Regions from separate parts of the Homo sapiens genome. Here region 1 is linked to region 2. Evidence: chromatin contacts called from ENCODE Hi-C or POLR2A ChIA-PET data. All regions are on one chromosome and are shown on one strand. The core of a region is the stretch at or near the end of the contact, and the rest is flanking DNA. Distances in the headings are between cores, read along the strand shown.

The links. A loop is a pair of places that touch in the nucleus more often than their neighbours do. ChIA-PET counts read pairs that join two places held with the same protein, here RNA polymerase II (POLR2A). Pooled maps may share reads with other maps.
Region 1: a loop to region 2 is called in a pooled map, with 2.2 times the contacts of the local background. The contact joins two enhancer-like sites. A Hi-C loop is called at or near these places in 9 of 168 maps with a recorded cell type or tissue (Caco-2, K562, PC-3 and 6 more), 1 of 37 single-sample maps with no recorded cell type and 16 of 50 pooled maps. POLR2A ChIA-PET finds 5 or more read pairs at or near these places in 3 of 52 experiments (IMR-90, activated CD4-positive, alpha-beta T cell and naive thymus-derived CD8-positive, alpha-beta T cell).

The regions. Positions count from the first base shown.
Region 1 is chr10:5,947,371-5,954,209 of GRCh38, forward strand. IL15RA (interleukin 15 receptor subunit alpha) reads right to left here. Exons shown (of 7, transcript NM_002189.4): 7 at 5,014-5,836. The coding sequence ends at 5,725. Among named protein-coding and RNA genes, the nearest start is that of IL15RA, 27 kb to the right of the region's middle. Within about 2 kb of position 3,271, at least 19 of the 41 ENCODE cell types and tissues checked have a DNase peak (open chromatin) inside an H3K27ac peak, as active enhancers do.
Region 2 is chr10:6,040,965-6,047,811 of GRCh38, forward strand. All of the region lies in intron 1 of IL2RA (interleukin 2 receptor subunit alpha), which reads right to left. Among named protein-coding and RNA genes, the nearest start is that of IL2RA-AS1, 9.0 kb to the left of the region's middle. Within about 2 kb of position 4,522, at least 3 of the 41 ENCODE cell types and tissues checked have a DNase peak (open chromatin) inside an H3K27ac peak, as active enhancers do.

The DNA.
Region 1 (6,839 bases), core at 2,021-4,520, 95 kb before region 2:
CAACTTGACGGCTTAGACTGTTGTTTTTTTTTGGAGACTGTGTCTCCTCTGTCATCCAGGCTGGAGTGCTGTGGCATGATCTCGGCTCACTGCTACCTCCTGGGCTCAAGCAGTTCTCCCACCTCAGCCTCTTGAGTAGCTGGGACTACAGGCACATGCCACCACAACTGGCTAATTTTTGTATTTTTTGTAGAGACAGGGGTTTCGCCATGTTGTTTGGGCTGGTCTTGAACTCCTGGACTCAAGCGATCCACCTGCCTCGGCCTCCCAAAGTGTTTGGATTACAGGCATGAGCCACGGCGCCCAGCCAAAGGCTCAGACTCTTAAGATGGGTTTTCAGATATCCTGGCCTCGCATCTGTAAGGAATGAAATTCCGCGTTGTTCTAGGCAGTCTTTAGGTTTCAGCCTGTGGCTTGAATTCAGACTTTAGAGATTTGAACTTCTTATTCTCTAAGTTTTTCAGTGACATTAAAAGCAGCTACCCACTATGGGCTCAGATTTCTCATATCCATACGATTTCAGGATGGACGCAACATAGTCTCTGAGAGCCAGGCTTGCAGCAGGCATGACATCCCAGGCACCTCCTGGCGAACTAATTACCGAATTCCCTGGGCCGCTCCATTCCTGTCTCTGCATATCATCAGAACATTCACTCTTTTCTCTCGTCCCTAAGGCAGATAACCAGCCGCAGACACTCCTTATCTCCCCTCTTCTCCATAATTTGCAATACCCACTCCTGGTACCGAATTTCATATCAGCTAGGAACTTTTCAGTGACAAGTAATGAAAACAGAATCTGTTATAAAGAAAAAAAAATGTATTGGAAAGATACGAGGGGCTCATAGAATCCCGGAAAATGGGAGGCTTAGGTTTGGAATATGGTTAGGACCTAAAGACGCCTGGAGAGCCCAGAACAGGAGGCCCAGCAGCCAGTCAGAGCTTCTGAGGCCACTGCTGGCCACTGCCCTGTGAGTTCTGTGCTCTTCATTCTCTGTATTCAACAGCTTTGTAGTCTAGCTGAGAGGCCCTGGAGGCCACGCCCAGGCCAGGTGCCCACGCGTGGGGAGAGCAGGGAGAGGGGAGGTCAGCCCGTCTGTGTCAGTGGGTGATGAGGCACCCCAACAGGATGGAGGAGCCCCAGTGGAATTCTGCATTCCCATTCTTTCTCCTCCTTTGTGTGGAACATTTCTCCTTGGTGATTTTTTTTTTTTTTTTGAATTGGAGTCTCGCTGCGTCTCTCAGGCTGGAGTGCAGGGGTATGATCTCGGCTCACTGCAACCTCCACCCCCAGAGTTCAAGTGATTCTCCTGCCTCAGCCTCCCAAATAGCTGGGATTACAGACGCTCACCACCACGCCAGGCTAATTTTTGTGTTTTTAGTAGAGATGGGGTTTCACCATGTTGGCCAGGCTGGTCTCAATTTCCTGACCTCAGGTGATCCACCCGCCTCGGCCTCCCAAAGTACTGGGATTACAGGCATGAGCCACCCTGCCCGGCCATCCTTGGTGATTCTTTTAATGCATTTTAAAATATTGAAAATATATATTTTATTTTGTTTATACAAGGCACAATGTCAAAATACAAATCATATATAATGTGTAGATATAACAGACAAGGAAGTATAAATGCATATATATGTAAAATGGCGCTGAGATGAGTTTTCTTCTTCCTGAATCCTTCGATGGAGAGGATTCACTGGGCTTAGCATCTCCTCCACCTTTTCCGGCTCCCTGTCAGTGCGTGCAGCACAGCTGGAGACAGGGTCATTGGGAGGAGCCCAAACGCTGGTGTCTTCCCTATAGACATCTCCCACGCCAGGAGGAGCCTTGTAATTGACAGAGAGCCTCAGGTATGTCACTTTTCTCTGTGAGCTGCAAGTCAGGATGAGGGACGGACGGTTTCAGGAGAGGAGGAGGTGTTTCATCCTGAATAGCTAAGAACAGCACCACTAGAATGGGTGGATTTACAGTCACTTAGGGAAGTAAAGTGTCAATTAAATCCCCCGGTAATATAGTGCCTAATATTACCTAAAATATGCACACATTGAGTTCTGATTAGTGCCTAGCAGTGTGAGGTGGGGGAGGCTGTGATTTGGGTCGGGCTGGTCCTGCCTGCAAGGAGCACAGCCCTGGGGTGAGACAAACCCGCAGTACTCGGGGAGTCCGCTCTGTGCTGTGAAATTCCAAGCCAGGAGGTGGCAGCCTCAGCCAAGAGGAAGAAGTCCTTGGGGAACAGGGGGGTGAGCAGTGAGAAACAGGGTGTCTTTTGATCCCTGCTCTCCCACTTCCTAATGTCTGAAGAAGGGTTTAAACGGGGAAAGTCACACCACAAGATATATTTTAAAAAGTTAGGCAGGAAGAAAATGGAAATCTGCATCTATACAAGGGAATAAAGAACGTAAGTGGTTTTAAAAAAGTGGTGGGGGGAGTTAAGAGTCTTATTTCTTGCCAGGCACGGTGGCTCAAGCCTGTAATCCCAGCACTTTGGAGGCTGAGGCGGTTGGATCACCTGAGGTCAGGAGTTCGAGACCAGCCTGGCCAACATGGTGAAACACTGTCTCTGCCAAAAATACAAAAATTAGCCAGGTGTGGTGGTGTACGCTTGTAATCCCAGCTACTTGGGAGGCTGAGGCAGGAGGATCACTTGAACCCAGGAGGTGGAGGTTGCAGTGAGCTGAGATTGCACCATTGCACTCCAGCCTGGACAGCAGAGCAAGACTCTGTCTCAAAAAAAAAGTCTTATTTCTTGATCAAGAAAAATCAAGGCAAAATATAAAAGGTGAAGAGTAATCCTTTTTCTTCAAGGCAAATGTGTAGGGCAGGGAAGGAGAGAAGAGGAGGAGATGTGAATCATTTAGACTTGTGGCAGCTGAAGACGTGGGGACTGAAGGCCTCACAGCTATAGAACTTTCTTTTTTTATTTTGGACTCAGGAGAACATGTACAGGTTGTTACACGGGTATATTGTGTGATGCTGAGATTTAGAATACGGTGCTCCCATCACCCTTCAGAGTTCTGTGTACTCTTTCCATTTCAACATAAAAATAAAAAAGGACGGACTCTTCCCAGCACCTGGCAGATGCTGACCTCCTGGTCATTCTGCCCATTCATTCACCCAAATATTTGCTGGCATTTACTGAGTGCTGAGGACTGAAAGGCAATTGCACTTCCTGATGGCCCTGAAAGGTACAGTGGATGGGTGCCAAAGGACCTGTGTTGATTCCTTCCTTCCCTTTCATCATTCCTGGCCGCTTGAACCTGGGCCAGCCTTGTGACTCGCTTCGACGGATAGAATGCCACAAAAGTGATGCGTGCCAGTGTCTGGACCAGCCTGTCAGGGGCCTGGCAGTTTCTATGTTCTTTCAGCCAGTGTGACTAGCCTGAGCCCACCGTGCTGTGAGGAAGCCCAAGCAGCCACGTGGAGAAGCCTCCTCTGATTTTGATGAAGGCATCTAAGCTGAAGGCAGGCAGATATCGGTGAAAAAAATGGTCAGGTGTGGTGGCTCATGCCTGTAATCCCAGCACTTTGGGAGGCCGAGGCAGGCAGACTGCTTGGGCTCACAAGTTCAAGAGACCATCCTGGCCATCATGGCAAAACCCTGGCTCTACTAAAAATACAAAAAATTAGGCGGGCATGGTGGTGGGCACCTGTAGTCCCAGCTACTCGGGAAGGCTGAGGCAGGAGAATGGCATGGACCCAGGAGGCGGAGCTTGCAGTGAGCCGAGATTGTGCCACTGCACTCCAGCCTGGGCGACAGAGCAAGACTCAGTCTCAAAAAAAAAAAAAAAAAAAAAAAAAAAAAAAATATTAGCCAGGTGTTGTGGTGTGTGCCTGTGCCTGTAGTCCCAGCTACTCCAGAGGCTGAGGCATGAGAATTGCTTGAGGCGGAGGTTGCAGTGAGCCAAGATTGCATCACTGCACTCCAGCCTGGGTGACACAGTGAGACTCTGTCCCCTCCCCCACAAAAAAAGAAGTCAGTGAAAAATGGCACTTTGAGAATGTCTGATGACATGTGGATTGGGCACTATGCCCATGCCCCATCTCCCAAATGCTCACAGTGGCTCCCTCTTCCCCCTGGCTGTACAAGGGGCAGTTGGTGGCTGGTTTTCAGCCAGGACTGCTCCCCTCCCGCCCCACCTACACTTCTTATTACTTTTGTTTTTTAAAAAAATTTTGGCTGGGCGCCGTGGCTCACGCCTGTAATCCCAGTACTTTAGGAGGCCGAGGTGAGTGAATCACTTGAGATTAGGAGTTTGAGACCAGTCTGGCCAACATAGCAAAACCCTATCTCTACTAAGAAAATATAAATATTAGCAGGGTGTGGCGGCACATGCCTGTAGTTCCAGCTACTTGGGAGGCTGAGGTAGAATTGCTTGAACCTGGAAGGCAGAGGCTGCAGTGAGCTGAGATCTCGCCATTGCACTCCAGCCTGGGTGACAGAGCAAGACTGCTTCAAGAAAAAAATTTTTTTTATAGAGATGGGGTCTCACTATGTTGCCCAGGGTGTTCTTGAACTCCTGGGCTCGATCAATCCTCCTGCCTCGGCCTCCTGAAGTGCTGGGATCACAGGTGTGAGTCACTGCGCCCAGTGTCCCAGCTCCTGCTCTGATCCAGCTCTGGCATTAACCAAGCTTCATGGCTGCAGGCAGAACAATTTCTCCAGTCCTCAATTTCTCATCTATAAAATGAGGAGGTGGGGTTAGGCCCATGATTTTAGAAATAAATGTCAAAAACAGCAAAGAAAGTAAGAGAAGAAGAAGGGAAGAGACGATGTGTATACCACTGGGGAGCTGAGCCCAGACTTGCCACTGTGTGGATTAGATAATGCTGCTTCTCCTCACATGGAATTGTGGGAAATTCCCCAAAACTGTGACCGGAGCCAGCTTTAGGCAAGGCTTTTTCTCCTTCTGGAAAGAACACCTGAACTCAGTCACCTTGGACTCTGCCTTCCTACTCTTTCTCCTCCTTTATGTGGAACATTTCTCCTTGGTGATTCTCTTAATGCATTTTAAAAATATTGAAAATAGATGTTTTATTTTGTTTATACAAGGTACAATGTCAAAATACAAATAATATATAATGTATAGATATAATAGACAAGGAAGTATAAATATAAACGCATATATTCGTAAAATGGCACTGAGTTGAGTTTTCTTCTTCCTGAATCCTTCAATGGAGAGGATTCGCTGGGCTCAGCATCTCTCCCACCTTTCCCAGGTCCCTGTCCATGTGTGCAGAGCAGCTGGAGACAGGGTGGTTAGAAGCCCAAACGCTGGTGTCTTCCCTGTAGACGTCTCCCACGCCAGGAGAAGCCTTGTAATTGACAGAGAGCTTTGGGTATGTCACTTTTCTCTGTGAACTGAAAGTTAGGATGAGGGACGGAAGATTCGGGGCAGGGTTTTTATTTCATTACCACATGTATTCCAGGCAGCTCACACTGTAATGAAATAAAAATCCTGCTCAGAAGCCTTTGGTCTCTCCTGGGAAGCTGGGCCCTGGGTCCAAGGCACGACAGGCAGGCAGGTGGTGCCCATGGGAATGCGGAGAACCTGCTCCCTCGCGCAGGAGGCGCCGACCCGGCAGTCCGTGAGATCCTGCTGGGACTTCTGAGAGGCCTGGTGAGCTTGCTCCTGGAGCCCGCTTCCTTGCACCTCTTCTCAGTCGTCTTTAGCTAAAGCAGAGAGGCTCCTTCACTCCGGACTTAGCTGGGCTGGTTTCCCCGAGTTTCATAGGTGGTGAGAGCAGTTTTCCAAGTCTTCATCTCTGCTGCTGGTCCCCCAAGTCACCGGCAGAGCCTCCATGGCTTCCATTTCAACGCTGGCCAGCGGGGGAGTTTGCCTGCAAAGCAGGTGGTTCATAGGTTTTGAAAAGAGGAGGGGGTTGCCCTCAAATCAACAGACGCTTCCCACTGAGCATGTATGTCCAGCACTGCGGGGATGGCAGGAGCAGACAGAGGCCCTGCCACGGGAGTCAGACAGAGAGCACTTAGTCCTCAGAGATGGAGAGAACCTAGAATGCCTACCTCTACCGAGTGTATTAAATCCTATCTAGGGGCCAGGTGTGGTGGCGCATGCCTGTAATCCTAGCACTTTAGGAGGCTGTCGTGGGAGGATCGCTTGAGCCCAGAAGTTCAAGACCAACCAGGACAATATGATGAGAATAAATCCTCTCCAGGTATTTCCAACCTCCCCATCCACCAAAGACTCACCAAGTGCTGTTGGAGCAACTTACGCCACCCTGCCATCACCCCACGCTTTGCCAGTCCTCTGCCAAAAAGCCATTCAAATGGCAGGAACAAGAGAAGGAGAGAGTGACTGGGAGCCTAGCCAAACCAGAGTTGATCATCTTGAAAAAAGTGATTTAATATTCATGAAGCTTTTAAAAACAGTTCTTAGCACTTAGTATGTGTGAAATAAATAAAGAAATACACAAATCAATCAGCTCCCGAATGACAAGCACAGGCGAGGCAGGACACTGGTCATACGTGGCTGGCCTGTCTGGAGCTGCCTGGGTGCTGATGCCCTGGGCATCTGGCCGGCACCTTCTACCAGGGCTGGTGAAATGTCCCTCCGGAGGAGCAGCAGCTCTTTAGGCCATTTTAAGGTAAGCAGTGTGAGCTCCCTGGAGTGAGAGCTAAAATAAGGCAGGATGGGGGTCAATTCACTGACAATAATTTGCTAACAGCCAATTTGTCAAATGGCAAATCTAACTAATAACCCATTTGCAAAAAACAAGTTTATGGAAAGAATCAATTCACCAAATGACCAAGTAATTACACTCATCAAATTTACCAATTCTTCTTTTTTTTTTTTTTTTTTTCTGAGACAGGTTCTTGCTCTGT
Region 2 (6,847 bases), core at 3,272-5,771:
TGGGAAATGATATTTTTTAACAGTTGTCAATCCTTAGTTGCCAGAAATGTGCTAAGTTCTGAACAGAAGATCCTGGAACTGGGAGAGATGTTAATTAACTGTGGACTTTTAACATCACGAGTACTTTGAGAACTTAAAGGGTGAGTTAATTCTTTTTTTTTTTTTTTTTTTGAGACGGAGTCTCGCTTTGTCTCCCAGGCTGGAGTGCAGTGGTGCAATCTTGGCTCACTGCAAGCTCCGCCTCTCGGGTTCAGGCCATTCTGCCTCAGTCTCCCGAGTAGCTGGGACTGCAGGCGCCCACGATCACGCCCAGCTAATTTTTTTGTATTTTTAGTAGAGACGGGGTTTCACTGTGTTAGCCAGGATGGTCTCAATCTCCTGACCTCGTGATCCACCCGCCTCGGCCTCCCAAAATGCTGGGATTACAGGGGGGAGCCACTGCGCCCGGCCAATGGTGACTTAATTCTAAAAGTAGAATTAAAACATATAATACACAAACCAGTAGAAGGAAAAGAGAAAATAAAGGAAACTCAATCAATTTAACAGAAGACAAGAAAAGATAAATACAACAGTAAAAGAAAAATAATGGTTAATAAAAGTTCAAAGTAAAATAGCATAAATAAGTCCAAATGTAGTACAATAAATATAAATCAATTAAGCTTGCTTGTAAAAGACAGAGGTATTCTGATTGAGGGGGAAAAATTTCCCCCAAAGTCCTGCACAAGGTCTATTTTTGTTATGTCAAGAGACGTCTTTAAAATACAGTGACATGTGAAGGTTGAACTAAAGGGCTGGAAAACACATTATATGCAGATATTTAGCAACCAAAAGAAAGCTCGATAGCTTTAGTAACAGGAGAAACTAGACCAAAAAAGTATTTTCACAGATAAATATCACTGTGGAAGTTATAATAATCTTGACCCTGTAAACACTCAACAATACATATTGTTGATAAGGTAGCCAGATATAAGAAAGCTCCATAGCTACAATAACATAAGAGAAACTAGATCAAAAAGGCATTTTCACAAATAAAAATTATTCTGGAAGTTATGATAATCTTGAACATGTATACACTCAACAATACATATGGTTGATAAGGTGAAGAATTACAAAAAGAAATTAATTCTACAGTCAAACTGGAGAATGTTAACACATTTGCACCTGATGCTAGCAATGTATTAAGCAAAAAAAAAAAAAAAAAAAATTCTGATCAGTCAGAGTTTATCCCAGCAATAGTGAATGGTTTAACGTTAGAAAATCTCTCAATGTACTTAAATACTTTTATGGTATAAAGGAAGAAAACCTACACAATCATTTTAATAGATGAAGAAGAGCATCTAATGATGATGAAAAGAATATCCATTATTGATTAAAAGAAAAAAAACTTTTAAGGTAGTAGAAATAAAAAGAAACTTATTTAACCAATAGACAGTAGACACTGAAAGCTTACAGAAAATAACATGTACGTGATACCTTAAAAGCCTTCTATTTAATGGTGGAAACATATACAATTCCTGCTTTTATTCTATACTGTATTGAACACCCCAGCTAATGCAATGGAACAAGCAAAAGAAATTAGAGGAATAAGAAGTGGATAACAAAAAATAAAATTGTCATTTATAAGTAATAACGTCTACTTAGAAGATCCAAGAATCTATACTTATCCAAAGACTCAGTATCCGTAATACATAAGGAAGACTTACAAATCAATAAGTTAAAGGCCAACAACCCAATAAAAATAGGGACAAAGGATATGAACAAGGAGGCCACAGAGATGACCAAAAAAACATGTGGAAGCATTCTCAATATCACCAGGTATCAATGAAACTTAAGATAGTAATGAGATTTTATTTTATATTATCAGATTGGCAAAAAATGTTAAAATTTCCCTATGGTAAGTGATGATGAGGAATATGTGAGGAATTCAGGAAATTTCATAAATTGCTGATGAGGATTATAAATTAGCATAGCGATTTCAAAGAGAACATTTTAAATATAGCAGTAAAATTGAAGCTGTCCATGTTCTAGGATCAGTGATCTCACTTCTAGGTATATTCCTAGAGAAATTCTTGCATATGTGCACACATTCAAGGCTGTTTATTAGAGCATTGCTTGTAATAGGGAAAAATCAGATACAATCTAATTGTCCATCAAAAGAAGGTTAGATTAATAAACTTGGCATTATCAAGAACTCTGTATTATTATACAATGTAATAATGTACAGTTGTTAAAAAGAATAAACATCAAAAATGAATCTCAGAAACACTGCTGAGTGAAAAAAGCAAAGTTGCAAATAGAAACAGTATATTATGCATTTATGTATAAAATAAAAAACAAACCAGTAGTGTATATTGCATCATGAGATACAGCCCAGATTCAAGAGAGCAATTACTGGAGGGGAAGAATGAGATTGGGTTGGACCGAGAGGGAGCTCCACTGTATCTACAGCATGTATTTATTTGTTTTTGTTTGTGTTTGTTTTGTTTTTTTTTGAGATGGAGTCTTGCTCTGTCACCCAGGCTGCAGTGCAATGGCGAGATCTGGGCTCACTGCAACCTCTGCCTCCAAGGTTTAAGTGATTCTCCTGCCTCAGCCCCCCAAGAAGCTGGGATTACAAGCGCCTGCATCACATCAGGCTAATTTTTGTATTTTTAGTAGAAATGGGGTTTCACCATGTTGGCCAGGCTAGTCTTGAACTCCTGACCTCAGGTGATCTACCTGCCTCGGCCTCCCAAGGTGCTGGGATTACAGGCATCAGCCATCACGCACGACAAGAGCATGTATTTAAAATAAACAAAAAGGACATGAAACAACCAAGGTAAACTGTAAACATTTACTGAATCCTGATGATGGGCACATGTTGGTTATATTAATCTTTGTGTTTTTCTGTATTGGTTGAAATTTTAATAATTTTTAAATATTTATAGAACAAATAGGTTTTTCTTGACAACCTCCCAAATGTTAATTCTTTACCAAAGCTTCTTCCAAAGGAAGTGATTAGTTCAGGGCCTTTTCCTTCTGTCTGTGGATGTGGAACTTTATCAGAGAAAGAAACCCCCCTCTCCCCAAACTCAGTGGCAAGTCCACAGCGGGGAAAGTCTAACTCCCAATTTTATTTATGAAGTCAATCATCCAAATCACCTCTCAGTCCTCAGCAGCTGAATTCAACACAATGATTAAGCCTAGAGCATCTTCCTAGAGAAGGTGGTAGTGATGCAGGACAAGCGAGCCCCGAGGTGGGGCTTAGCCCGCAAGGGTTCTTGGCTTTGCCCAGGAAGGAATTCAGGGGCAAGCCAGTGGTAGAATAAAAGAAAACAGCTTTATTGAAGTGGCAATGTTATAGTTCCGGCTGTGCTACAGCTCCGTGACTGCTTCTGTAGAGCAGGGCGACCACATAGGCAGAGAGTAGTAGGTCAGGGCAGTTTTGCATTCATATTTATATCTGCTTTTAATTACACGCAGTTTAAGGGGCAGTTTGCAGAAATTTCTAGGGAAGGGGTAGTAACTTTTGGGTCATCCGGTCACTGCTATGGAAAGGAGCAGGAACGCCTGGGTGTTGCCATGGCAATGGTAAACTGACATGGCACACTCATGAGCATGTCTTATGGAAAGCTGCTTCTGCCCCAATCCTGTTTTTGCTAGTCCTCAATTTTGTCCGATGTCTGAGCCCTGCCTCGGGGGTTGAGTCCCAACTTCTACCTCAGTAGGAAGATTTTTAAATGGCATAATTACAGAGATATAAAATTTATGTATGCATGTGACCAGAGGAAAAAATAAGACAGTGCAAAATATAAGTGGTGGTATAGGGACTTCACCTCCCACTCCCCCTCCACCCACTCTTTGCTGGATCAGCACCCAAGAGCAGAGCACAAGCCTTGGGCCATGGTAGGTTCTGAATGAGTAGTTGAGTGTATTAGCATTAGCACTGGTGCTGTTACCCATTGATTGGTTCATTCAAGCAAACATTCACCTTCCTTGTTTCATTCAGCAAGCACAAATGTTGAAGGAAATGTGGGAGAAGTAAAGTGCCTGTCTCAGGGCTTGGGGGATTTAAGGAAGTTGCTGTCATCAAAGAAAAGTTGCCTGATTCCCTCGGGAAAGGAGAAGAAGGCGGTGTGGTTCAAGGAGGAGACCTTGGCTTCAAGGAGGAGATCTCCGAGCACTTGGACACATCTCTGCAGTAATTAGCACAGAAGCACCATGAGTTATTTGTTATCTGACCCACAGTTTCTGAGGCCTGGTTGACTGGGTCAAATAGTCAGAGTTTCCGTAACCCTAAAATGAGTAACTCACAGGGTAAGACCCTTTTGGAGAACAACTGTGCCTTACTCAACACTTGTTAAACAACAACGAAATGATGGGGTGGTGGGGTGGAGGGATCTAGTTATTTTGTCTTTACTTAGAAGGGAAAAAAGAAGCAGGAAACCAAAAATACCCCTACAAGCAGCTGCCGCTAAACCATCACATTTTGGGACCTCAGATGCTTCTGCAAATGAAATGTTGGGCGCTGGTTATGTTCTAATCCTGGGAGTCTTCTCGGTCGACAACAGGCTTCCGGGCATGAAAGAGTTAACCACAAGCTCACCACAGAATGTCAACCTGATTAAAATAAAAGTTATCAGATTTAAAAGGGGGAAGTAGAAACACACTCTTTTTCTTTCTCTGAAATCTAAAAGCAGTTTTTCCTCAAATCTTTAAAACCAATTTCTTGGGATGGAGTCATATTTTTAGTAGAAATATGCTAAATTGGTGACTCCCACCCACAGTCTTTTCTGCAAGGAGAGAGACTCTTCTGAGAAACTGGAGCGAGGAGCTGAGGAAATTTTCAACTCAACGGAATTTCCCCTGAGACTGTAAAGAAACACAGAATAAGTAAGTATAACTTACAGGTAGAAACTTGACAAGAGGGAAACAGAAAAGAAGGAAAAAGAAAAAGTCATCAAAAATGATGGCAACCTCCAAAGTCATGATGCTAAGAGTTTCTCCTGGGAACCTCAGTCCAGTTGGTGTCAGGTGAGGGCCGGTCCTGTTAACACAAATCCTAATTGTCAGGCTGACCAAGCCCACGTGTCCAGAACCCTCTCCAGAGCTCTCCTCAGGGGTTCCCAGCAGCCAGGCTCACTCTGCCCTGCTCCTCACCCATCTCGCAGGGGAACCTCTTGTACCCCTTTTCCTTCCTGCTCTCAAGAATTCACACTCCGTTTTACACAAGACACACATTGCATACACTGTGTGTTGTTGACAGGGATCATGCCTTTTCACAGACAATGACAATCCAAATGTGGAAACACAGGGAGAAAACCATGGGAAGTGGGGAGCACTGATTGAGGTTCTGGGGTCCTGGCGCTTTCAGATACTACCATGATCTGCTAGTCTACTGTGATTTTGCTTAAGAAGGGTTCAGTAGAGACAAACAGCATCATAAAAGTGTCAAATCCGTGTGTTCACAGATGCTACCCCAGACATCGGGTAAGACAATGACATTTCAGGCACTGTGGGATTGATGGAGTGGACAGCATAGAGCAGAGAGCTTACGGTTGTAGGTTACGTGGTACCAAAAGCCCATGCCTGTGCTCCAGGGACTGTTCTCAGACACATAAATGCAACCTCAAGGCTTTTGCTGAGTTTAGTCTTTGTATTCATCTGTGAGTGGGTCAAAATGCCTGTCTGCTGCCCTGGCCCTCTTCTGCAGCCATGCTGAGAGGAAATACAGGCTTGCATTTCTCCAGAGTTCCTTGAAAGCATTGGTGCTCAACTATCCCTGCCTTAACACAAATTCTTAGTCAACACACAACATTTGATCTCTGATAGTTTCAGTGGGTGGGTTCTATTCTTTTCAACAGATACCTCAGGGTTAGTGGGGGTGAGCTCAGATGCTCCTGCAATGGGCATTCACACTGGGCTTCTTGGAGAGCTGAATTCCAAGGTGGCCACGTTTCCTAAGGACATGGGAACTTAAGATGCAGGCAGGGATCCCATGTCCTACTGGAAGGTTTAAAGACTTCCTCAGCACAGTGCTGAGAAGATCCTGCTTTTTACTCGGGTGTGGGACAAGTAGTTATGAAGCCACAGAATGTTAGGACTGAAAGGGACAAAGACCCTCTCCATGTCTCTGCATGCTTGCATGGAGAACATGCATTGTCCAAGGACCCTCAAATCCCTGCATGCCCTGCGCATGCCCTAACCCTGAGGAGGTGCTGAACCCTTGCTGATGTGCAGAAGGGGTTAATCAGACCATGTGGACACAGGTAGCCCAAGGAACAACCCCCATGCCAACAGCACTCCATCCCGACCTCATACCATGTGCACAGCACCTGATGCTGGTGGGGTCAGGAGTGTGGCCTGTGCCACACTCAGAACGCGGGATGAACATAGAGGAAACACTAGAATGGCAAAGGCTGGTTGTCACCTGGGGGCCTCAGAAGCCACGGCACCAGAGGAGAGCTCAGGAGTCAGCCTGCTCCAAAGCTCTTCCTGCCTGTAGCATGCACCCTGTGCCTCCGGGCCACCAAAAACAGCAATCACGTCAGCTGAGACGCAACACACTGCATGCCGAACACACAGGAGAGCTCACACGCACAAATGTTCTCGGCTTCCCAGACACCAATGAAGGAGCTTATTATGAATATGAAGGATAATTAACGTATCTATTATTTTATTAGACATCACAATTCAAATACAATAAAGTATATAAATATAAATATATAATAAATGAAATATATAAAATACCATCTTAGCTTATGAAATTATCTTATATGATAAAATAATTATACAGATATATAATAAGCAATTAGGGTATGTTATATAAAATACTATAGTATACTCATTAATATAATTAGTATATTAT